Regions from separate parts of the Homo sapiens genome. Here region 1 is linked to region 2. A link is a loop called in an ENCODE intact Hi-C map of the cell type or tissue named here. Cell type or tissue: heart right ventricle. All regions are shown on one strand.

The links. A loop is a pair of places that touch in the nucleus more often than their neighbours do. Peaks named below come from ENCODE experiments on the same cell type or tissue, not always from the same donor. Only the 100,000 strongest peaks of a DNase experiment are listed, where the experiment ranks them.
Region 1: a loop joins it to region 2, with 2.5 times the contacts of the local background. A loop is called at or near these places in 1 of 110 quality-filtered maps.

Annotation. Positions count from the first base shown.
Region 1 is chr18:7,856,560-7,859,059 of GRCh38, forward strand. The region is part of intron 2 of PTPRM (protein tyrosine phosphatase receptor type M); the gene reads left to right. Among named protein-coding and RNA genes, the nearest start is that of PTPRM, 290 kb to the left of the region's middle. In heart right ventricle, no CTCF peak of the experiment used is centred here; no DNase peak of the experiment used is centred here; H3K27ac peaks cover 771 bases.
Region 2 is chr18:7,771,557-7,774,056 of GRCh38, forward strand. All of the region lies in intron 1 of PTPRM (protein tyrosine phosphatase receptor type M), which reads left to right. Among named protein-coding and RNA genes, the nearest start is that of PTPRM, 210 kb to the left of the region's middle. In heart right ventricle, no CTCF peak of the experiment used is centred here; no DNase peak of the experiment used is centred here; H3K27ac peaks cover 880 bases.

The DNA.
Region 1 (2,500 bases), 85 kb after region 2:
GAGACCCTGTCTTTGCAGAAAAAAAAAAAAGAAAACTACCTGGATGTGGTGGCACATGTCTATGGTCCCACCTACTCTGGAGGCTGAGGCAAGAGTATCACTTGAGCCCAGGAGGTCTAGGCTGTGGTGAGCCATGATCATGCCACTGCACTCCAGCCTGGGCAACAGAGCAAGACCCTGTCTCAAAAAAAAAAAAAGTCATCAAGAGTGTGCCTGCTTTGAATGACACTACTGTTATCTCCATATCTAAGCTGTAGACAGATGGTGTATATGCAGACAATAAGAGGCAGTATCAGTATTCCCTGTGCTGATGCAGAGGCGGTACTCACCTCAAAAACATCTGACTTATAAATGACTCACAGATAAGAGCAAAATGGGAGCATTATCTCCTGGCTGATGTCTCTTGCCCTCGCTCCTGAAACTAGTTTTCAGAGGACCTGTGGCTTCAGAATGCTTTCCTGCTCCCTCTCCTTTTATTTCCCTATCATTGCTCAATCTCACATGCCATCTCTTCTGGGAAACACTTCTTGAATCCTGCAGAATGAGTTTCTGGCTTTTCTCTGCTGTGGGAAATCAGTAGATGGTCTCTGAGCTGAGAAGTGGTGCAGAGGGGCACATGACGGGCAGGTTGACAGATGGTCACATTCAGTAGGTAGGCTGAGCTCAGTTCGAAGGGTCCTGTGTGGCATGCTGAGGATGTTGAGCTTTATCTGATAAGCAACTTGGAAACTAGATTGTTAAACCTTGAAATAGAGTAACAGATTAAAATTTTAAAACTTGTTTTAAAATATGTAGCCTGCAGGCTGATTGCCCTGTAGTCTAATAAAGTGCTAACAGGTAACCTTTCGATACAGCTGGGATGCTGGCTTCAGGGATTCTGCATGAAAGAAATCTTCATGCAAAGGCTGAAAATTATAGAAGAAATATTATTGCAACAAATGCATGATGATTTGCTGAAAGACGTATGAGAATACACCTGTGTTTACATTTCACTTTGAGATTTCTGTGGCTCATGGGCCTGTGACAGGACAGTTCTGTCTTCTCCATTTGCCCTTCCTGCAAATGGAGCATGGTACAGGTATCCTCACTCCTCAGGGCCATTCATCCATCCTGCATCCAGGGACTCAGTCAGTTTCTTTCAGCCATTACCTTTCCAGTAATAAGTGTGTTATTTGGCTTGTTTGTGGCTGTTTGTACAGCCAACTTTTTCGACATCAGTAGAGGACTAGAACAAAGCCCTTGAATACAGAAATTTGAGGTGTGGGTGGAAATCAAGCTAAGATTACATCATAATGTTCATTTCTTAGAGCTGCTGACAAAGATAAAGAAGCAAATGATGGAACCCTGAAAAAGTAAAGCAAAGTAGAGAAAGAGCTTACTTTAATGGCTTTCTTCTTAAGTGCTATTAGAAGAGAGAGAGGGCAGATCTTTCATTTGAATCTTTCTAATTTCTTGGGTTATAAGGCTCTTGCTTGGCCCTAAGTATTTCCAGCAATTAAATCAAAGCCCATTAAGCTTAGGTTCATCATAGATCTTATTAAGGATTTAAATCTTTATGCAGATTTTATTTTTCTTATTGAATAGGATAAATAAAGGTGACGTACAAGGAAGTTCACATTTTGAAAGAGTACAAGATTACTTCACCAATGCTTCCTTGAAATGTGGCACTGAGAAACTGCAAAGTTATGTTTTTGTTTATTAAAAAGTAAGTTCTGGGCTGGGTAAGGTGGCTCATGCCTGTAATTCCAGCACTTTGGGAGGCCGAGGTGGGAGGATCACTTGAGGCTGGGAGTTCAAGACCAGCCTGGGCAACATGGCAAGACTCCGTCTCTTATTAAAAAAAAAATTAAATAAGCCAGGCATCATGGCTTGCCTTCAGTCCTAGCTATTCTGGAGGCTGAGGTGGGAAGATTGATCGCTTGCGCCCAGGAGTTGACATTACAATGAGCTGTGATTGTGCCACTGCACTCTACCCTGGGCGAGTGAGACCCTGTCTTTTAGAAAACAAAAAATAAGTAAGTTCAGAGGGAAACTTCTAGTTTTATTGTTGTGATGAGAATTACCAATATAATTTAATATATTTTAATACAAGTGTTAATATATGTAGAATACTTAACGCAGTGCGTGGAAATGTTTTGGAGAGAAGTCTTGAAATAATAAGAGCTAGAGCTATCATAATGGAGACTCACACTATCCTTGTAGGCTATATCCTTGTTCCATCTACTAAATAATGTGCCTTTATTTACGGAGCACCTATTAAGTGCCAGTTAGTATGTTGATACCAAGGATATCTATAAACAAGTCCTCCCAGAGCTGATATCCCAGTGGACGATTAGCTAGTCTTCAATAAAGAGAACAATTCATGATTTGATTTACTTGTTACTGTAATTATATGAGTGTCTAAAAAATAGTGCATCCTTGAATTTTAGAACAGAGTTCCTGAGGCAGTCAGTGCATTCTGGGGTTTTGCCCCAAAGTGCAGGAAATATGAAATCCAAAT
Region 2 (2,500 bases):
GTATCTTTTGAGTTGTTTTGTTCTCAATGGAGTGTTTAGTTGAAACAAGTAATTGTTAAAAGTGTTAGAGAAGACAGTGTCCAGGGACACTAATTTCACCATCAGATCTGGAGCTAACAACTAAGACAAATCTAGAAAGCTGGGACAGACAGTCTGAGGCTCCTTGATGCTATCCTGTTTAACATTGTTTATCAGAGCCTTGGAGGCAGATGTAGAAAGCATGCTCATCAGATTTGCAGACAACACAAAACTAGGTAAGATGGCTATTACCACAATTGAATGACAATGTCAGAGTTGTAGAATGGAGTGATGCACAAAAGCATGAGATGGGATTTAGGAAGGATAAATGGAGAGTCCTGGATTTAATTCAGAAAACCATCTACTTTCTTACAAAGTGGAGAGATGACTCAGTGGCAGTGGTGTACAAAAGCCGTATGGGATTTCAGGCTCGCAGAAGCTGAGAATGGACCAGCACCCTGTCTGCACTGTTGAGAAGAGAATGTGGTTAAGGGCAGTAGCCCGTTGAATTCTAAACAGCTGCCAGGATGGTTGAAGGGCCTGTAAACCTTTTAGTAGCAGGAATTACAGGGAGCAAAGCATACTTTGCCTGTTGCCTGGAGAAGTGAAGACTTAGAACATGACAGCTCTTTTCAAATAATCAGCTTTCCTGTGCAAAAGCTAAGATCTTTTTTCTTTTCTTTTCTTTTCTTTTCTTTTCTTTTCTTTTCTTTCTCTCCTTCCTTCCTCTCTTCCTTCCTTCCTCCCTTCGTTCTTTCTTTTCTTTCTTTCTTTCTCTTTCTTTCTTTCTTTCTTTCTTTCTTTCTTTCTTTCTTTCTTTCTTTCTTTCTTTCTTTCTTTTCTTTCTTTCTCCCTTCCCCTTCCCCTTCCCCTTCCTTCCTTCCTTCCTTCCTTCCTTCCTTCCTTCCTTCCTTCCTTCCTTCCTTCCTTCTTTTTTTTCTATTTTTTCACAGGCTAGAGCAAAGATAAATGGGTATACATTTCAAGAAGCAGAGTTTGGCCCTTTTTAAGGGGGGATGTTCTACATAGTCAGGATGCTTTACAAAATTCTGAGTGCCTCATCTATTCAGAGGCTGGCTGGCTGGCTGGGAAGTTGTACAGTTGACCTAAGCATTTGGATAGAAGTTGGACCAGGTGACCTCTAACATCTGTTTTTGCTCTGAGGTTGGACAATGGCTGTTTTACTTATCTTCTTGCCAACAGGACACACATTGTGGACATAATGTAAAAATATTCTTAAATTCATGTTTTCTTGAATGAGAACACTTAATTGTCATCAGTGGCAAACAATTATAATTTTTTGAATTAATATGATTAATAGCATTATATGGATAGTAGAATTTTCATAATAATTAATAAGATCAATTTAATTAATCACTTTCCCCATGTGAAACATGGAGAAAAGATCTTATACTATAAAAAGTAACAGGAGGCATTCAAGAGGATATGAGATGGGACAAAATCATCAACGTGCTGAATGCTATTGATGCTGAAACAGCTGAATTACTATGTATATTTTGCATTTTCTATTATTCTTTGTTTTTTTTTTAAGTAGTTTCATTTCTAGTACCAGAATTCAGCAGATGTTTACCACATGCTTAGTCTCGAATTTATTTTTCCCTTTAAAACTTGTGTGGACTGTAAGTGAATTTATCATCTCTTTTGATTTTGAGACCTCATATCTCCAAAGTATTAAAGTAAAACCTGTTTCTTTGTTAGATTTAGAATAATTCTTTGGAAAATATTTTGCAAGCTGTACCATGGTTTGTACTGCATTTTGTCCTCTATTATTGTGCCAGGATTGAGGTGAAAGCATTTCTTTTTTCATTTTTTGGACAAATTATAAATGTTTCTTCTTTATTGAAAACATGTTGAACATTTAAGTCAGTTCTCTTAAAATTTTTAATGCAAGAGCAATTTTTCAAATTCCTATACATCTGGAAACTATGAATTTTAAATTTGCTTAGGTCTTACTTTCTTTTTTTTCTTTTCTTTGTTTTTTTTTTTTTTTTTTGTTTGTTTGTTTTTTGAGACAGATTTTCGCCCTGTCGCCCAGGCTGGAGTGCAATGGCATGATCTCGGCTCACTGCAACCTCCGCCTCTTGGGTTCAAGCGATTCTCTCAGCCTCCTGAGTAGCTGGGATTACAGGTGCCTGCCATCATGCCCAGCTAATTTTTGTATTTTTGTAGAGATAGGGTTTCACCATGTTGGCCAGGCTGGCCTCGAACTCCTGACCTCAGGCGATCTGGCCGCCTCAGCCTCCCAAAGTGCTGGTATTACAGGCATGAGCCACCATGCCCGGCCAGATCTTACCTTCAGCTGGCTTCTACCAACATTAGATTGCTTTTGGAGAGCTGCGTAATACAGTGATGTGGGTGAGGCATGGTTAATACTCAGCAGCACTCAGCAAGGGATCACTAAGTGTTGGATGCACAGCTCCTGAGTGGAAAGACCTAATCAGATTTAGTTTGGCATCAAACT